Linked DNA regions of Homo sapiens: region 1 is linked to region 2. Evidence: read pairs that join two places in POLR2A ChIA-PET (ENCODE). Cell type or tissue: PC-9. All regions are shown on one strand. Each heading gives the region's core, and the rest is flanking DNA. Links, peaks and the distances in the headings are about the cores only.

What was found. ChIA-PET counts read pairs that join two places held together with the same protein. Peaks named below come from ENCODE experiments on the same cell type or tissue, not always from the same donor. Only the 100,000 strongest peaks of a DNase experiment are listed, where the experiment ranks them.
Region 1: POLR2A ChIA-PET joins it to region 2 with 15 read pairs; 4 of 35 experiments call an interaction of 5 or more read pairs at or near these places.

What each region holds. Positions count from the first base shown.
Region 1 is chr15:39,399,398-39,410,056 of GRCh38, reverse strand. All of the region lies in intron 1 of LOC105370777 (a long non-coding RNA gene), which reads left to right. Among named protein-coding and RNA genes, the nearest start is that of LINC02915, 150 kb to the right of the region's middle. In PC-9, for the core only: no CTCF peak of the experiment used is centred there; DNase peaks (open chromatin) are centred at 5,076 and 6,096.
Region 2 is chr15:39,209,229-39,219,887 of GRCh38, reverse strand. All of the region lies in intron 1 of LOC105370777 (a long non-coding RNA gene), which reads left to right. LOC124903467 (a long non-coding RNA gene) reads right to left here and starts at 8,978. Exons shown (of 3, transcript XR_007064589.1): 1 at 5,708-8,978; 2 at 5,291-5,406. RefSeq lists enhancers at 5,597-6,796, 6,602-7,133. In PC-9, for the core only: no CTCF peak of the experiment used is centred there; a DNase peak (open chromatin) is centred at 6,287; H3K4me3 peaks cover 358 bases; H3K27ac peaks cover 1,582 bases.

The DNA.
Region 1 (10,659 bases), core at 2,688-7,687, 190 kb before region 2:
GCGTAGGCTGTGAGATCTCACTAAAGTATTCTAGATAACATTCATTGGAGTTGAGTATCTCTATTTCACATTTACCTATCTTTTTTGGAAAAATCTCAAGGAGATTCCACAAAGTCACTTGCAGATGTTTAAGGAAATACTGGCTCTTCTTTATTTCCCTTAATTCCTCTTGCTATCATCATTGTTGTTATGATTCCTGCTACTATTATTTAGAGTTTTTATTGCTTGTAGTGACCTTTTCTGTATTTTCCTTCCAGATATGTTACTGAATATCCTACGCCATGGGATAGGTTAGTAGATTTCTAGTTTTGTTTCGAAGGAGAATTAATGATTCAAGTTTTATTTATAGGGATAATAGTCCATAGATACTTGATGATACTGTTATCCCACTGTCTTGCAAAAGTAACGATGCATTTATTTGCTATTGTTTGAAATATCTTACTTGCTTTGTGATTTGGGGCATATTTCTTAGCATCTTTAAACCTCATTTTCATCATATGTAAAATGAGGGAAAATTAATAGTAACCATGTTAAAGGTTGTTCTTAAAATTACCTGAGATTTTATGTATATTTATCATTTTATCTATCTGTCTATCTACTTATCCATCCATCCACCCACCCACCCATCCATCCATCCACCCACCCATCCATCCAACCACCCATCCATCCACCCACCCATCCATCCACCCACCCATCCATCCAACCACCCAGCTACCCACCCACCCACCCACCCATCCACCCATCCACCCACCCACCCACTCATCCACCCATCCACCTACCCATCCACCCATCCACCTACCCATCCACCTACCCACCTACCCATCCACCCATCCACCTACCCATCCATCCATCCATCCATCCATCCATCCATCCATCCATCCATCCATCCATCTTACCAAGCCCTGTGTCTGGCAGAAGTTGGGTTCAGTAAGAAAGAACTGGAATCATTAGCTATGATAATAAACAGAGCTGGGAAAAAATAGAAGGTAACTTTAAGATACAGCATGACTACATTAATAAGCTCACTACTTCGTATAAATTCAAAGAGCTCCTAGGTAGACTAAGTTCTTCAGAAATAGGACTCATTTCCATTTGTTTGGACCAGTGTAGATTCAGTGATTTAAACATTTTTTTCCTTCTAAACAGTCCTCACATCTGATATCCCAGTTACATATTTGTCCTTTTTTAGCATTATCATCCAAGGTATTTAATTTTTAAAAACTATACATAAGAAAAGATGATCTCTACAACCATGATTAGATGATCACTTGGATAATCTAAGGGCTGCCCAACTATGAGACTTTATAAGTCTCAACCCTTATGTAGTACCATTAGTTGGTATATTCAATCATAGCAATTATTATACCCATTTTATAGAAAAGCACACTGAGATGTAAAGAGGTAAAGTAATACCTCACAGTGCAAGTTTGAATATTTCTTAAGTGATATTCATACTGAAGTTTACCTGATAACAACATCATTTTCTTAAATACAATACTGCCCATGCCAGTGGAAATTATAAAACCCTCAAAAACTCTCAAACAGTTCAAAATAGCAATATAATCTTAAGTCACAAAATGATAGGGATTTAGAATAACATAACATATTTCATATAATACCTGGAGATAAGGATGTGGCGTTGCATAGAGGTAGACAAACCAAATAATATCAAGATTTTTCAATAATGTTGTCTTTTATTACTTTAGGAACAAATTGACAACCACAAATTACAGGCTAAGAAGAATAAGCAGTTCATTTTAGCATTGTCATTTAATAAAACTAACAATTTTGTCACATTAAAATATACGTTACTTCTGTTGTATTTGGCCATACATTGATGGGTGTATGGTTATATTTAGTATTGCAATGGTTACATTTAGTATTACTTTTATAGAAAAAAAATAGAACTTTTTTCCCCCATTGTTTAGTCCACTGGTACTAATAACTTGTCTCATCATGAATAATTTTCCCTGATGCTGCGTTCTTTTTCTTTGTTATCATCAACATGTATATGATCACACTCAGATTCTAGATCTTACTCCCAGTAAGGTTCTCTTGTCCTTGATCTTGGCTTTCTTTTCCTTGAGCAGGCCTGGGGCTTTTTGTACCCCATGCTAATGCTTCAAGCTGCCTGGTCTTCTACTGAGTTGGAGCATGCCCAATATTGTGATGCAGGCATAATTTCAAATATTCTTTCAGGTTTTTTTTAGATTATGGGTCAGCCCATGGATCTCGTGCAGAAAACTAGAGTCACCATATCAGATTGGTTTAGTCCTAGAGAACTAGATGATCAGGAACCTTAGAAGCTGAGCTTCCCTAAGGAATAATGTTGTAAGGAAAGCCCGTTACCCTTTTTGAGGGAATTGGGTTGCCCTATACTGGGATAGTGGCCTCAGGAAGGGTAAAGGGCTCAGTCAGAGGGAGCCCTGCACCCTGAGTCTGGCCATGCAGGAGCAGGAAGATAGAAACAGGCCAGGCAACTCCTTGTTCCTTTCACGTAAGCATTCTGTCACTTCTTGTTGCACTCCAACCCCTAGACCACAGGGCACTGGAAAAGTTTGTATAGGTAGTTTTGGTTTAAAACCAGTTTTAGGCGTAGTGCGGTGTTAAGGATATGAAGACCTCTCTGCCTCTCACTGAACTCTCCTGCCAGAAATCTCCCCATCTGTTTTCTATTGTCTGAAATTCCTTAAACATATGTCTTAAATTGCACAAGATTAAAGACTTAAACATGCAAATATGGTAAATGATGAGTCTTTTGTTGAATTTGGGAAGGAGACTGGAAAGAGAACTTTGGAGATATAGAAACAAATGCCTGACCTTTGCAATGTTCTTTGGGCTAGTACTACCTATTTTTATCTTGCTGAGAACCTCTGTGTAGCAACCAGGTTTTTTTTGTAGAATGTTTCTTCACTTTCTGAACCTCCAATGACAAGTCATCACCATCTATCATGATGCTCTTTTCCAACAGTGATTTCTGTTGTCATCAGTGAATATATCTGACACATTGTATTATTCATATGTTCTTTCTAAAGGTCCAGTTAGATGACTTGTATTATCTCTGATAGGTGACAATGGAACTTAAAGCACCAGCCAAGTAAATCTGGTGAGGGGGCAATTGGGGTATCATCTAGGAAGCTGAGACAAAAATGAGGGAAAAGAGGGACACTGTCTTACGTTATATGAATTAGCTGCATGTTTTGGGTTGAACTTAGCATTTTATTTATTTGAGCGTTAATACACTTAAAAATACCCATTTCAGTGCCTGTTATATTCTAGAAATTGTACTTGGTGCTAGATTTACAACAGAACAAGAAAGATGTGGTTCCTCTTTGCATAGAGCCATGGTCTAGTGGCTAGAAGTGTAGCCACAAGAGACCACGAGATCATCTAGTACAAACCACCTCATTTTACGTATTAGAAAATGGAAGCACTGAGATGGGAAGGAAATCGCCCTTTGTTACAGCTGATGAGTAGCAGAGCCAGAATTCTAACTTGGCTCTTAGGACTCACAGCCCAATTACCTGGTTAAATTAACAAAGTGAATTAATGCAGGTCTGCAGACATTACGGCTACAACCCCCTCAACAGTCTCCTGTCTGTGGCCTAAAAGTCTCTGCCCTTCCCCTAGCCTCACAGATACCAGATAGGGACATAAATATCAAGGTGAATTTTAGCTGTGATGTTAAATTAGATCATATTCCTGTGTGATGAAGAAGCAGAGTGATGGAGCATTGTTCCCTTTGGGTGAAAGTCGTCTTCTCCCTCTACCCCTCAGTGCATTTCTGGGCCTGCCTGGGCAGAGAATTTTGGCCAACTACTGGATTTTTGTTAAAAATGATAATTAAAGAGGGAGCAGGAAGGGAGTACGTTCCAATATGATCCAGAAGAGTCAGCACTTGCTCTGGATAATAAATTCTTTATGCTTCAGGTTATTACTTAACCTGTGTTTCAGGTTCCCTTCTGGAATCAATAAAGGGACATTCTCAATCTGTGGATTTAATGACTGACTTCTTGCTTATAGAGCTAATACGTTAGAACCACAGGAAGGTAGGTGGTGGTCTGGAATCATCCACAGTGTGTACGCTCCTGCTCTTTGTAGGACTCTTGCAGGCAACTTTTAACCTTCTTTCAAGATTGTCTTTAATAGAGATCCATATTTCTGGAATTTTCTAGAAAATAAGAGTTTTAAGAATGTAGTGGGAGTTTTTAGACTGGTTTTATATGACATTGGACATGCATTTTAATATGGAATGCTGGGGTTGTTCCTGTAGGCCTCCCAAAGTCACAAAAAGAAGCATCCTTCCTCAAGGCTCCCGACACATTTCATTGATGGTCTTAGCCTGTGTGTGGTGCCCACCCTATGGTGAACCCAGGGCTCCTGCAATGACTCGACTGCAGCTGCCATTCTCTTCCTTTCTCTCCCATTCAAGGAAGCATATGACCATGTTTCCCAAACTTGTTTTACCTGGAACCTTTTATTTTTTTTCAGGGATTCCCTATTAATAATTCGTGGCACTATTCTGTAGAATAAAACTTGGGAAACAGTGACATATAGACAGGAAAATGAGTGAATGCAATGATGTTGCAGGGCTAATCTCACCACAGTTCAATTTATTAAAGCAAAATGTGTAATTCCTCAAATTCTGTACTTTAATTTGTATTGATAATCCAGCGCTGGAGTTAACATAGATTTCAGGAGTGAACAGAATGCTGGTTCTATTCCCTTGGTTCTGGCTTGAGAAGGGGCTGAAGAAAATGGTGAGCCCACTCAACTGAGGGTAGTGTCTACTTCTGCCCCAGAGAATTTGTCCCAGGGAGGATGCAGCTCAGAACAGCAGGTTTTTCTTAAGTGTGTACTTTCATTGATGCCTCATTTCTGGTCAGCGTGAGGGGAAAAGCGGCAAAAAGATAGTCACTCAAGTTAGTCATGTTGGGAAACTTATCTGTTTTAGGCAGTGGTTCCTCTCAGCAAGGGGTGGAAGATATGTGGTCCAGCCTCAGGCTAAAGCCGTTTCCCAGTACTATCACTAATACTAGTCCTGTGCTATTTCCAGCTCCAGCTCGTCATTTGTCTATTGGCTTGCGAAACTACCATCTAAGAGGGCAAAAGCATTTCTACTGCCTTGGGCCATTTCCTTCTGACATTCTTTACTGATGACCTCTGAAGCAGCTATGATCACTTCTTGGCATGTCAGACCATCATCTATTGGCTCTTTGTCTCACCAGAAACAGGCCAGCCCCAGCTGGTCCAAGCAATATGAGTGTGGGTTAACTTCAGGGATACAGGGTCCTGGGCTGGTTCCCAGCTGGTCTGCATTTAACAAAGCAAAATTGGGAGTTGTGATGATCTGGAGGTGTTCTGAAGGGGTGAACTGGTGGAATTACAAATTACTTAGTTCATTCCCTGCCCTCTAGTAGAAATGAATCTAAACTAATCCAGACTGGTAAGAAGGATAGACACAGTATTAAAGGCCTATTGCAAAGAAGATGCTATAGCTACTTTCCTTCATTTTGGTGACCCCAAACTTTGATGTTTCTTGGTGATGGAAGAACCATGACTGTCCCTCTTCCATAGAATTTTCCTTAGGGTCCACTGAATTCATGTACACATGCACACGCACACACACACACTCACACAGTTTACTATTACCATTAGGGACTGTGGTGCATGTGGCTGTGTGCTGAGGGAAGAAAAAAAATGCATAATAGCCTGCCTCCAAAAAAATGTATCAGATATAAAACATATGCAAAGACACATATGATAAGAACCATGTGAGTATGGACCATGAGTTAGATTTATGAGTGTGGGGTATTGTGAAGGAGGTGCATCTGCAGCTGAGAATCACAATACAACAACAACAACAACTACTACTACTACTTTTTAACATTTATTAAACAGTTGCTAAATTCCTGGTATGGTTTTAAATACCTTGACACACTCTTCTAAGTGCTTCATATATGTGTTTAATCATCACATTCCTCGAAGGAAGACAGAGGAGGAAATTGAAGCATTTAAGTAACTTGCCCAAGGTCACACAGCTGCCTAAGGGTGGAACTAGATTTAAATCCAAAGCAGTCAGGTTGCACAGCCTTGCTCCTGTCTCCCAAGTATGCTGTCAATAATCGAGGAATTTCAATATGCACAGAGAAGAGCAAAGGCTTTCCTGCTGAGAACAGACTGGTCAGTAAAGGAGTAGGGGTAGTAACGTTTTAGATGGGAGCAGCCTGGCTTGTGGGTGCTTAGTGTAGTGATTGGCACAATGCCTGGAATGGAGTAAGTGCTTGTTTGTTGAATTATAGGAATTTGAGTTATTGACTGAATGGCTAGAGAGAGATAATGTTAGAGAAGTAGGCTGTTATCAAATTGTGTAGGGTTTTGAATTTCAGCTTAAGTGGTTTAAACTTAGTACTGTGGATGATATCTTCTCTACAATGCTGGATTTCTGAAGAGGCCAACACACTAGTCTATAAATGTGCTATTCTATACATTCTTCTTTGCATTTTCTCTTTTTCAGTGCTTTGTATACAATTGCTAGAAAAAAATGGAAACCATGCTAATCGAGCCTATTACCAAATGCTTGCTAAATTTTGCTATTTAACTATAGAAGTTATATGTTAGCTTTAACTTGACAAGTCAGTCTTTGCTTGTGATGCCCATAGCCCCTTCTAAATATATGCTAATGGACAAGTCTTTAGGTAACCCAGTTATATATGGTGTGACCCTACTCTCTCTGGCTTCTGTGGGCATCATGACATGACAATGCACTTGCTTTTTAAATATCAAGAATATGGAAGCATTAGCAGTGGATGTAGAAACTGGAAGATTATGCTGAAGAGAATAGTCAAAGAGGACACAAAGAACTACATGTATAGTGAAATTATGAGGGAGTAGAGGTAATACATAGGGAGAAATTATTTTATGTATCTTGAGCCCAGACGTTTTGATTTCAAATTCAGTTCTGGATGCTTCCTGAAATTTTCTATAAAGTTAAAAGTCCTCCCACCCCTTTTCAATATTCATTCTCCTTGACTTTTCTGCTGCATTTTACATAATTGCTTGTTCACTTTTTTTGGAAACCCTTTCTACTGAAATGCGATATTCTCCTGGGTCTTCCCCCTTCCGCTACTGCCCCTATTCTCTTCTTAAGCACCTTTCCTTCTATGCTCAAGCCTTTGATGAAACACATTTCTTTTCTGACTTTCCCTCTGCATAATGTTATCCATGGCCAGGCTTTAAACCCTCATCACTTTTCATATGTGCCCCAAAGTATGCAGACAACAGAGACATCTTTTCCAAGCTATCATGGGAGGGCTCCCATTTCTAGTTCTTTGCACAGTGCTTCCAACTGGATAACACTAAATCAAGAACGTTCCATGTAGTTCCGTGGATGCCCCCTTGGTTCAAGACTTTATTACCTTTTACCTGGCATCTTTATTCCCAAAGGATTTTATATGCTGCTGCCAGATGAATCCTTAAATCACAGCTGTGATTCTGTCACTGAAGATTTTGGGTCCTAAATCTTCAGTGACTCCTGATCTACCAGAAAAAATTTACATTCCTTAACATCATACTTCAGTGCATCTTCAATATGGTTCCACCAGACGATGCCAGAATATCTATGTGTTGATGCTTTTGCAAGTAGAATCCTTCCTATTCCTCCTGTAGCTTTTGAAATTCTATTGGTTTTCTCCAAATTTCCAGAGTGCTGCCTCTTTGATAAAGCATCAGCCATTCTAAGTGGAATTGATATATCTTTTTTCCAAATGTCATGAGGTTATTATTATTTTTTGTTGTTGTTTGTAATTCAGTTAAGGCAATATTATAAGCTTATTGAATATTTATTTTACTTTCCCTGTGATAGCACTAATTTGAATTTGGCTGTTATACAGTTGTCAAAGCTCCCTATGTATGGCCTGCTTGCTCTCAAACCCTGGCCTTTCCCTGCTCTGTTCTGTATCACAGGGGCCGACCTTAGGGCTAAGCTGCCCAGACTTTTGTGTCAACTGGTTTCGCACCGGGTGGTAACAATGGCAGGTGCTAGCATGAGAAACCAGGGTCTTCTCCCACTCCCTTCTGGCTTTTGGAAGCTGTGTCAATGGAGCTGTATCTCTTTTGAGACTCCACCTTGCAGCTGACAGTTCCAGCCTCTAATGGTGGTCCCTGCCCTTGGGTTCTGGGAGCACAGTCTCCTGTTTTCCTGCCTAGGGATGACAGTGGCACCTGCTCTTGTTTATTTCTGGGCTCCTTGTTCTTGCAACACATGTATAATCAATTCCCATATATTAAATTTCTTTTATTTTGAAATACAAATGGTTTCTGCTTTTCTAGGATAGGTGATGATGAATGCACTCCCCTTCTAATTTTCACACCAGATGCTGTCTTATTCTTACACATGTGCCATGGTGCCTGGTTCTGTGATTTGCATACTGTAGGTGCCAAAAAATATTCAATAAATTCATAAGTGGAGGAATATTGCTGTTTAAAAATAGCTGTTAATTTTTAGAGAAATTACTCAGAAAAACTTAGGAGGCACTAACTATATTAGTTGCCAAGGAGCAATACCAAAAAAACAAAAAATTGAAGACAACATCCCTGTCATCGAATATTTAAAAGGCTACTGGAAGATTTAAAAAGGACATTCAATTTTGCAATAGAAAATTTAGTGGACTGGAAAATATCTACTTAAAATATTTCTTTGTCATGTTTTCTTTTCCTGAGCATTGAGGAATGCTTGTGAAGTTACGGGGCTTGAATTGTTCTTAAAATTAGCTATCCAGTGTCTTTTTCTAATCCCAAATATCGGTATTCTCCACTTTGGCCCTAGGAGATTAGGAGGGTGTTAAAATGGTTACTGTGTTACATATTACATTGATTTTGAGTGTTTTATTTCTTGAGGTCCTTGAACCAACAAGAACTCATGTGTTCTCTGAGTCACTGTCATCGCCACTGCTCTGTAGGTTTCCCACTCCCAAGAGCTGCGATAACAGGGATGACTATACAGCAATGTGTGGGTTGCAGCTGGAGTAACAAGCCAGCACTTTCAGACCCATCCTCATGGCAAAGGAAGGTGGATTTGTGCTTTAAGTTATTAATGGAATTCCCTACTCTGCCTTTGGACTGACTCATGGCCTTGAACCTTCTCTCCCCGTTTTAATTTCCTCACTCTTAAGAAAGTACACGAGTGATGGAAAGAATTCTGTTAGAAAATGACTTGATAGAATACAGAATGAGCTCCGAGGGAGGGAGAATTTAACCACTGCCATAGATAGGTGCTGCCACACAAAGTTGTTGTGAGAAGTAATTAGTCTGGCGGATCTGGGGAAGAATGTTGATTTGTTGAATCAACAATTATTTATTGGGTACCTACTACATTACCAGTGACAAAGACTTTCCCTTGACCAAAACTTTAGTCAGGCTCCTCTGAGTCCTCTGATTGACCTTGAACTTCCCCCTGTGTCCTTATAGAATCCCATTTGAGCAACAATCCTCCTAAGTCAGGTTAGAAAAAATTCTCCACCCTTGGAATTCCTTGATATCTTATCACCCTGGCCTGCCTTCGGCCATAATCCTATCAAGTTGATTTAGCCAGAAAACCTTTATCCTTGATATTTCCTGTTAGTAATTTTCTATCCACTGCCCCCTGCCCACCTGCTCCTTGGTGATAAAACCTGTCATGTATTTGTTGGAGTCAGAGTTGAGCCAGCCTCTCTCCCCCACTGCAAGACCCCACTGTGGTGGTTTCTATACCTGTAGCCATGTCCCCTGCCCCTTGAATAAAGTTTGCATTACCATCTTTAACAAGTGTTAAATGTGTGGTAGGCCATTGATTGGACTGAGCTCCTGTACCAGGCTCCAAGAGACCAACCAAAATGGAGTCACTCAAGCTAAGGTTCCCTGTCACCGAACTGAAACCTAAGCTGTTTACTTGTAAGATCTGACCTTTGGAGAAATCAGGAGAGATTATAACCAAAACCCTAAGCAGGAAAGTTTTCTGAAAAAATAAGAGATTCACAGCAACCAATCAAAAGAAGCCCAGTCCACCTAAGCCAGCATGTAAAGCAGTCTCCACTGCTTTAACCCGTAAAGGAAAGTAACCTGTAGTAAAATAAAGGAAAGTAACCTGAGGTAACCTGATGTTAACCAATCCAGTTTTTGCATTAGGCTGTTGCCTTGTTCCCGCTCAAGCTACCTTACAAAAACTGACTGTTCTGCCATCTCCAATGGAGCTCCTGTCTATTTTGTAGACTGGATGCTGCCTGGTTCATGAATCACTAGTAAAAGCCAATTAGATCTTTAAAACTCAATTTGTTGAAATTGTGTTCTTTGACACAAGTGTCATGAGTAATTTTTTAATTTAACACCAGTACTGTGGTTGGTAGTAAGAATTCAAAAGAAGTTGCCAACAAGCTTCTGCTTTTATCATAAGAAAATATACTATTCCTGTTTTCCTATTGTTAATCTTTGAAGAAAAAAGATCAGAATGACCTTTTCTGTTTGTTCAGATTCTTGGAGTTGAAAGCAATGGGGAAAAGCACACATTTGGTCTATTGGAGTTAGTATCTCTTACTGCTTTGCATGCAGATGTGGTTATTCATGTAACAATGCATAGTGTCTAAAGTCTCCTTAAAATGTCTGCCTGCATTGACAGGGAACACA
Region 2 (10,659 bases), core at 3,389-8,388:
GCCTAACGAAATAGGTATTTTAGTATCCCATCCTATCTCCTCTGTTGACTTTTTAGCTAAAACTTCTTGCATTTGTTTATTTAGTGATTACACTAGGGTTTAAAATATGCATGCTTAACTTATTCCTTTCTACTTAGAGATACTGTTGTAATACTTCAAATAAACATGAGAAAGTTATATATAATTTAACTTTAGGATTGAAAGTTAATTTCATCCTTTAGTTAATGTTATCATGTATTTGCTTTTAAGTACATTGTAACTCTCCAATTAAAATGTTTCTTTTTTTTTGCTTTAAGGAATCAATTTTCTTTCAAAATAATCAAGAGAAAGAAGTATTTCATATTTATAATTTCTGGGTTTTTTTAACCTTTTTGTAAATTTGGATTTTTTAAAAAAAATTGTTTAAAATAATTTTTGTGGGTACATATTAGGTATATATATTTTTAGGGTACATGAGATACTTTGATAGAGATAAGCAATAAGTAATAATAGCATTGTGGAAAATGGGGTATCCATCCCCTCAAGCATTTATCCTTTGTGTTACAAACAATACAATTATACTCTTTTAGTTATTTTAAGATGGATGATTAAATTATTACTGACTGTAGTCACCCTGTTGTGCTATCAAATACTAGATCTTATTCATTCTTTCTAACCATATATTTTTTGGTACTGATTAACTATCTCCACTCCTCCCTCTTCCCCCAGCTACCCTTCCCAGCCTCTGGTAACCATCCTTCTACTGTCTATCTGCATGAGTTCAATTGTTTTGAGTTTTAGCAACCACAAATAAGTGAGAACATGTGAAGTTTGTCTTTCTGTGCTTGACTTATTTCACTTAACATAATGATCTCCAGTTCCATCCATATTATTGCAAATGACTGGATCTCATTCTTTATGGCTGAATAGTACTCCATTGTGTATATGTACCACATTTTCTTTATCCAGTCATCTGTTGGTGGACATTGAGATTGCTTGCAAATTTTGGCTATTCTGAACAGTGCTGCAACAAACTTGGGGGTGCAGATATCTCTTTGATATACCAATTTCCTTTCTTTTGGTTATATACCTAGCAGTGGGATTGCTGAATCATATTGGTAGCCCTATTTTTAGTTTTTTGAGGAAGCCCTAATCTGTTCTGTATAGTGGTTGTACTAATTTACATTCTCACCAACAGTGTGCAAGGGTTCTGTTTTCTCCATAACCTCGCTAGCATTTATTGCCTGTCTTTTGAATAAAAACCGTTTTAGTTGGGCTGAGATTGTGTGTCTTTGTAGTTTTTATTTGCTTTTCTCTGATAATCATCAGTGATGCCAAGCACCTTTTTATATCCCTGTTTGCCATTCGTGTGTCTTCTTTTGAGAAATGTCTATTCAAATCTTTTGCCCATGTTTAATTTGGATTATTAGATTTTTTCCTGTAAAGTTGTTGGAGCTCTTTATATATTCTCATTATTAATCTGTTGTCAGATGGGTAATTTGCAAATATTTTCTTCCATTCTGTGGGTTGTCTCTTCACTTTGTTGATTGTTTCCTTCACTGTGCACAAGCTTTTTAACTTGATATGATCCCACTTGTCCATTTTTGCTTTGGTTGCTTGTGCTTGTGGGATATTACTCAAGACATTTTTGCCCAGACCAACATTCTGGAAGGTATCCCTGACTTTTTCTTGTAGTAGTTTCGTAGTCTGAGGTCTTAGATTTAAGTCTTTAATCCATTTTGATTTGACTTTTGTATATAGTGAGAGATAGCCATCAAGTTTCATTCCTCTGAATTTGGATATCCAGTTTTCCCAGGATCATTTGTTGAAGAAGCCATCATTTCTCCAATGTATGTTGCTGGCACTTCTGTTGAAAATGAGTTCTGCATTACATTGTAGGTATATAGATTTGTTTCTGGGTTCTCTATTCTGTTCCTTTGGTCTGTATGTCTGTTCTTATGCCAGTACCATGCTTTGGTTAGTATAGCTCTGTAGTATAATTTGAAGTCAGGTAATGTGATTCTTCCAGTTTTGTTCTTTTTTCCCTCCGGATAGTTTTGGCGATCCTCATTTTTTTGTGGTTTCATATAAATTTCAAGATTGTTTTTTCTATTTCTGTGAAGAATGTCATGGGTATTTTGATAGGGAATGCATTGCATCTGTAGATTGCTTTGGGTAGTATGGACATTTTAACAACATTGATTCTTCCAATCCATGAACATGGAATATCTTTCCATTTTTTGGTATCCCCCTCAATTTCTTTCATCAGTGCTTCATGTTTTCAGTGTATAGACCTTTTACTTCCTTGGCTATGTTAATTCCTAGACATTTAGTTTTATTTATAGCTATTATAAATGAGATTATGTTTTTGAGTTGTTTTTCACATTGTTAACTGTTGGCATATAGAAATGCTGCTGATTTTCGTATGTTGATTTTATATCTGCAACTTTACTGAATTTGTTTCTCAGTTCTAATAGTTTTCTGGGGGAGTCTAAGTTTTTCCATATGTAAGATCGTGTCATCTGCAAACAAGGATAATTTGACTTCTTCCTTTCCAAAGTGGATGCCCTTTATACGTTTCTCTTGTCTGATTGCTCTAGCTAGGACTTCCAGAACTCTGTTGAATAGGATTGGTGAGATACTGCATCCTTATCTCATGCTGGTTTTCAAGGGGAATGCTTCCAGCTTTTGCCCATTCAGTATGATGTTGGACACGGGTTTTTCATAGATGGCTCTTATTATCTTGAAGTATGTCTCTACAATGCCTAGTTTGCTGAGAGTTTTCAACATGAAGTGATGTTGAATTTTATCAAGTCTTTTCTGTACTCATTGAGGTGATCATGTGGCTTTTGTTTTTAGTTCTGTTTAAGTAATGAGTCACATTTGTTGATTTGCATATATTGAATCAACCTTGCATCCCAGGGAGAAATCCTGTTTGGTTGTGGTGGATGAGCTTTTTGATGTGCTGCTGGATTCAGTTTGCTAGTATGTTACGAAGGATTTTTGCATCTATGTTCGTCAAGAATATTGGCCTGAATTTTCCTTTATTTTGCTGTGTCTAAACTGATTAATTAAAAATAAATGGATTAATAGCAGTGTTTTAAGACAAAACTGTAACCTATATGACTAAAATTTTATGTTTACTTAGTATTTCTCTTACATGTAGTTTAGATTTTTCATTTCTTAATAACGGAATTGCATGATTTTTCCCAAAAATCAGTTTTCATTTTGATTGATATCTATATTGTATATTTACTTTATTTACTTTGTATTATTTATGTCTTAAGGAACAGCAAATTTCTTAAAACTTAGATTATAAACTTCTGTGACCTCTTCTCCTTTTGTTCATTTCTTTACAGCACCATTTCTTTACAGCAAATATCTATGTAGTAAGGGAAGTGTGATAGTGCAGGACATCAACATTTTGGTGCTAAATTAAGATTGTCTGGATTTGGATCTCACTTCTGGCGCTCAACAACTGTGAAATCTTGATCAATTTTTCTATTTTCTTTAAGCCTCATCCATAAAATAAGGATAATCATTATGCTATCTCCTAGTAGATGTTTTAAAAGATGGTTTTAATCCATACAAAAGCACTCGACTTAATGTCTGGTATGTAGAATGTGTTAATAATATCCAGTCCTTAAAATACAATATTGATTTATTATGTAAAAAATGAAACATGAAGAGGCAGCATAGGAGAATGGAAAAGAGACAGAAAGTATCTGTTTTGCTTCTAACTCTGCCTCTTATTATTTGTGTGATCTCAGCTAAACCCTTTAAACTTTCCAGTATGCACTATCTTGTAAAATGAGCAGAAAAGGTCATCCTTGCCTGCTTCACAGTTTTGTGCAAGAATCAATCAGGCTAGCATTTTATAGCTTATATAACAATAATAAAAACAAAACTTTATGCAAAAAGGGAAATACAAACAATTTCATGAGACAGTGGGGCTGGGCATGGTGGCTCATGCCTGTAATCCCAGTACTTTGGGAGGCCAAGGCGGGTGGATCACCTGAGGTCGAAAGTTCGAGACCAGCCTGACCAACATAAAGAAACCCTGTCTCTACTAAAAATACAAAATTAGCCGGTCGTGGTGGCGCATACCTGTAATCCCAGCTACTCGGGAGGCTGAGGCAGGAGAATCGCTTGAACCCAGGAGGCAGAGATTGTGGTGAGCTGAGATTGCGCCATTGCACTCCAGCCTGGGAAACAAGAGGGAAACTCCATCTCAAAAATAATGATGATAATAATAAGACAATGATTTGATAAATTAAATGGGTCAATCCTAATATTTCTCTACCAGAATCACTCTACTATAAAAAAAAAAAAACATAAAAAAAAATAAAAAGTTTATTTCCTCAGCTTTGTCCTGGGATGATTCCCTTGTGAGCTGCCAGTTTCTTCTAGGTGAACCACTGCTTTGTGAGGAAAGATATGCTTAGTCTTATCTGAAATTTAATGAAGATTTACATATTTCATTAGAAAAATTATAAAAAAAGAATAAGTTGCACATTTCAAATATGGATACAACATGTATGCTTCATATGCACGTGGCACACGTGTGAGCATAAATGTGTGTTTCTGTTTAATGAAGAACATACTTGAAGAAGCAAACTGTAGTTATAAAGCCCAAATTGTGGAAATTTAAAGTAAGGGCTGGACTCCGATGACATTCTTAATTGCTCAAAAAGCTCTTTCGGGATATTGCCAGATGTTATGACCTCTTGCCAAAAGCATCTTGAGTTTTCCAGACATGTGTATATGATGTAGATATTTTATCCCATTTTCTAGGAAGAAGCGTTCTTGGGATAATAGTTCCAGAGGGAGGACTGGGGCACCTCTCAGTACCTGCTCTGCTGTGTGGAATCCAGTCAGGTGGTAGAACCCATACTAGTAATTTGAAGAAGGAAATTTAATATAAAGAGTTCTCAACTAGGTAAACAGTTGAGTTCAAAAAGGAATATAGAGATTTCTGTGGTTTAGTTGGGGTAGCAGCTATAGAAAGTAATCACTATCCTTAGGGTTTAGGGAAAAATAAACAAGGGAGGCAGAAAGGGTGGGTGAAATTTTAAAAGGGTAAACAGACTGCTGTTTTTAGCAGAGGAGTTTTTCTGTATGGCAATTGCTGTGAAATATGACATTCCTGAGGCCATTTTATGTCTGGGAGTTTCTGGAATACCACCTGAAATTACTACTTTAGGAGGAAAGAAGATATTTTCCCTCAAAATGTTTTGTTTTTTTTTTCTAAATCTAAGCAATGAAAACAATTGACAGAACCACAAACTGTGTGCCACAGAGTTTCACTTACCACATAATGAATTCATGGATTCCCCACTCCCCAATATTCACTGACTTGAATGTAGAAAGTTCTAGGCTTTGTCCTCTGGGAGATATAATGATGTGAATTCCTTTAACTTGGTATCTCTGAGGGGAAAGAAAAATACTTAAAAGTCACTGTAATACAAAGTAGAATGTGGTTAAGAGTTACATAAAGATAGTAGATACATGCAGAAGAAAAGTTATAATAAGAATTTCTATTTGTCTATGGGCTTTACCGTCTTCGTGGCACTTTTCGTACGGTTCATCTCATTGGGGTTATCAAAATAACTATGAATAGGCTAGATATTATTATCCCTATTTTACACATGAGGAATGCGAGGTTTAAAAGTGACCTCCTCCCAAATCTCACAAGTAATAATTGGCAGAGTAGGGATTTAAGCCATACCTCTTGAAACCCAATCACTTGGTCTTCCTAAAGCAACTCAATACTCTCAGAAAAGTGTTAAACTACTTATCATGAGTAGGACTCCATTTTGATATTGGAAGACGCAATCCATTTTCTCATTCAGAGGCCCCACACTTCAAAAGTTAAATGGGGTAGAGGAACATGTTAACTAATAGAGAACCTGCACAGAAAAGCAAGTAAAGTCCCCATCGAGGTGAAACAGTAGGAAACTTTTTGAACGGCTGAAAATGATCCCTGCAGAAGAAGTGAATAAAACTCTCAGGCTGAGGTGGGCACAGCTGGATCTCCCTTGCTAACTGCATGATTTCTGGCCTCCTTCCTAGAAACTCCCTGACATGTTTCTGGAAGCTCAGTCACAAAGTCAGGGGAAGGTTATCTGAGACAGAGCCGTTCTGATGTACTTGAAAAGATCTTCTCTTCCCCAGCCAATAGCCTGTCTCACAGCGGGCGTCACAAGTGCTGAGTCACTTGCTGAGCGAATAGCTCAAAGACAAGCTCCCATTGATCAGGCTGCCCAGAACAAAACCATTCCGGTCCCTCAAGAATTTAAGCCACTTGTAAGCTGCATTCTTTACATTCAGCTCATAACATAGCTCTGCATAGGTCCCCTTGCTCCACATAACACTTTAAATTTCTGGTCATGGGCATACACGACCTTCCGCATTCTTTTCCCTTGAATAGATGCTTTTACTCTGAAGAGTTTAAGCATGTTCTTATCTAGTTCATAGTGTTACCTGCATGCAGCCAAGTCTTGCTCCTTTTAGGGAGTGGTGTTTTTTCACCTTGAACAGTTAGCCTTTTCTTTTAGTGGCGCATCTCCCCAGAGCACAAGAAGAGCCCTCAAGGAGAGGGGCTTCGGGAAATCCATGGCTGTGCATTACCTCTTTTTTGTTCATCTCTCTCTCCTTCATCACATCTCACAGGTCATTTGTCCTGTTGGACCAAAACATCGCCATGGTAAGGAACCTTTCAGCCAGGGACATGTTGGCTAAAGACAGTTGTAAGTAACTGTTACTGGCCCATGTTTTATTTCAAAGCTGTTTGGGTCGGACTTATTTCACCCATCTCAAAAAGTTATTCCTTCTAATCCCATTAATGAATATGCTAGAGTAGAAGGCAAAATTCAGAGCAGGCAACAAAATGTAATGTAGTGGGCACAAATTAAATACTTATTCAACTGGGTTTAGATTCAATTAAGTTATCAATTTTGAAATAGAGATTTTCCACTAATATGGAAAATATTTTCAATTATAAATTCTTAATGAAGATATTCACTTTAACATTTCTTTTTTTTTTTTTTTTTGAGGCAGAGTCTCGCTCTGTTGCCCAGGCTGGAGTGCAGTGGTGCAATCTCGGCTCACTGCAATCTCCACCTCCCGGACTCAAGCGATTTCTCCTGCCTCAGCCTCCCAAGTAGCTGGGACTACAGGCACGCATCACCACACCTGGCTAATTTTTGTACTTTTAGTAGAGATGGGGTTTTGCCATGTTGCCCAGGCTGGTCTTGAATGCCTGAGGTCAAGTGATCCCCCTGCTTTGGCCTCCCTAAGTGCTGGGATTACAGGCATGAGCTACTGCGCCCAGACACTTTAACATTTTTTTAAATTGCATCATAGGGCTTAGAGATCTTTGCATATAGTAGATAATTACTATGTACCCATTATACATGAATGAATGGATGAACTAATGATGAATGTAAATTCCCACACTTGAATCTGAATAAACTTATAGACATAGGATAGAGAAATGCCTTGATAGGAGCATTTCTTTTATTTACTGTATTCTTAAAATACAATTTATATTTTAACTGAATACATTAAAAGTGCAGATATATTAGGTCAATACTTACAATACACAAATTCTTACTGTGTGTCTTACAATATGTAAAACATTGTAATAGGTTCTGTGGGGACCTCAAAGATTAAACAGACACTGAAATTACTGTAAAGGGACTTAGATACAAATCGCATAATGAAAAGGGAAGATGATCAATGATTTAAGGGGTCTGTGAAGCATCTCCTGCAGGAATTGGACATCTCTTCTGATCTCCCAAAGCTTTGGGATTCCTGTACCCATCACAGGCAATAGCGGCAAAGCAGTTCATTTCTTCCCTCTCCAATCACAGAAACGTCTGTTGTTAAGTAAGCTGTCATTCTCCTCAAAAAAAAACAACAACAACAACAAAAAAAACAAAACAAAACCAAAAAACCTCTTCCGCTGTGTCTATGAGAGAACTCACACTGCCCGGCCGTCTTCCTGAAAAGTTGTTCTTATTGCCTCATTAAATGATATGATATCCCCTTTTCTGTGTAAAGTTATTTGTCCTCTCAAGAGATGTATTTGTCTACTGTCTCCCAGTCCAGGATAATGAATTTATTTTGCACTTTCAGCTTCAATGCAGTGTAAGCAGATTAGGGTCCATCCTCACACCTAAACAGTATGATGTAAAGCAGAGCTTTCTGTTTTCTCTTCCACCACATATCACATGCTTTGTTAGCTCTTTGTCAATGTGATTAGGAAACCACACCGCTAATCTAGTGGGAGTGCAGGTGTTTTTTTTTGATGCAATGCCAATTGATTGATGGCTAAATATTACTAAATATCCCTGGGAAAACATTACCTCATACGAGGAACAAAGTTATAACCATTGCTGTATTTAACACACAAATTCCACAAGAAACCTCTTTGTTCTTCCTGACAGCTCTTGACTAATTTCATTTTCATTTTTTCAGAATAAAAACTGCATATCAGTGTTGGTTATGTTGGCTCACCACCTCCATGATATGGAAACATTCAGAACATTTATTTAAGAAAATAGGTTGTGTATTTTCACACTACCTACACACTATGGAACAGATATCTAAAACTGGTGCTGTCAGAATTCAAAAACTATGGCTGGTAGACCTGGTTGCTCAGTGTAATATGAGTAGGCACATGTATTAATTGTTCCCTAGAACAATTGTTAATGGAGTCTACAATTTATGTCACCTTATTCCTGCAATGGTTTTTAAATAAAAGGAATGAGCAGCAAGAGTATAAATATACTTGCATATTGTTTGCCAGAAAAGCTTTCATCCTTAGGTGATCTCCCATCTAGAGTCATTCTCAATGTCAGTGTTATTCTGCTTTCTCTTCTTTGATCCTTTTGTCTTTTCCTAATTGAGTCTTGTATGTCAGAAATATCCAGCAATCTGGGATATCAGAAAAAAAATTTTTAGACTACTATGACCCTTGGACCAAATTTTGAAAAAAAAAATTATTGTCATGTTAATCCCAAATATGCCAAAGCCTTCTCTTATATTTAAAGGGACCTTCCAACTTTCTATTAGATATTTTTCACTTTGAGTTTTTATTTTCTATTGCTATTATGTTAAAAAAAAAAGTCAAAGAATCAGTTTCTTTCCATAGGAAGTTATTCATATATTGTTTCAAATCCTGTTATGTGGTTTTTCGCAGCTAACATGATTTTTCATTGCTAGAGGTCAGAGGAATATACGCTAAAAATTATTACTTTGATTTAAAGTGACTCTAGAAAAATGGTCAATGGTTTATGGTGTTTCCCTGTGTGTGGAATGATGATAGGCCTGGGAATTGTATGAGAGAAGTTCAGGTAGGGGAATTGAGAGACTGAAAAGATGGAAGTTGCTAGAGGGACGGGGAGGGAGGTGAACTTCACTTTTATAATGGGGTGGAGCTGTCTATGTGCTGAATACAGTAATGCTATTACAATTCATGATTAGCATCTCCTGAGAAACTGGTTTGGATGGTCCTCTACACCCAACTGAACTGCAGAATTACAGATGCAGGAGCATATTTTCTATAAATTGTAGCCCAAGGTCTACTTAAGTGAACTTTGACATTCAATTCAAATTGGTTTTTTAGACTGACACCTCTGTCTCAAAGAGTACAATTCTGGTCTTGACACCTTCCATGTATATGTATACGTATACGTATATGTATATGTATATGTATGTGTATAGTGTGTGTCAAATCTTTGAATGCAGGGCCAAGAAGTTAGGTGAGTTTTTCTTACCAGGATTTTCTTCAAAGGCTTAAAAAATTATCAAACCCATAAATATGACTGAGCTGCCACATTTGTAGGAGAAATCATATAACCATGACTCAGTAACTTCAACTTTGATATTTATGATGCTCAGCCATGAAATCTCTTTGCCTCCTGATTCCTATGACATATGTTCTCTACTTCAACTATCATGAGCCGCATCTAAGAGCTCCTCATTTTATTGAGGCTCTAGACTCATTTAAGATCTGATAATAAGCTTCTTAACTATTTCATAGTCTCCCATTCCTAATGTAACTGTGTTTTCTGACCTCAAAATATATTGAGCACCTACTCTACACCAGGCCCTCTTCTAAGTACTGCGAGCATAGTGATGGACTTAGAACTAGTGTCCCTTTTATGACAGAGCTCAGAGTCCAGTGGGAGGAGCAGACAAGTCAGTATTTTATCTATAGTGTTACTTATATATAACCCACACACATATATGAAAATATATATGTGTATATATAAAGATGTATATAAGGATATATATGTATATATACACATATTTTTATATATGTGTGTTATTATATCCTTATATATACACACACACACACACACACACATATAAGGATATAAAGATAACACACATATATAAAAATATGTGTACTTATATGTGTATGTATATATCCTTTTATACATCCATATATACATATCCTATGTACATTTTTATATATATATGGATATATATCATATATGTGTGTGTATGTACATACGCACATATATTCACATACACATACATACATACATATATACATATCCCCCCTGGGTTTCCCTCTGTATATATTCTTAAGAGTTTCTGTAGGGAGGCCCAGGTAGTCAGAAGGAAACATATGAAGGGCTTGGTGGGGTGGTAAGAAAAGCAAGGCTC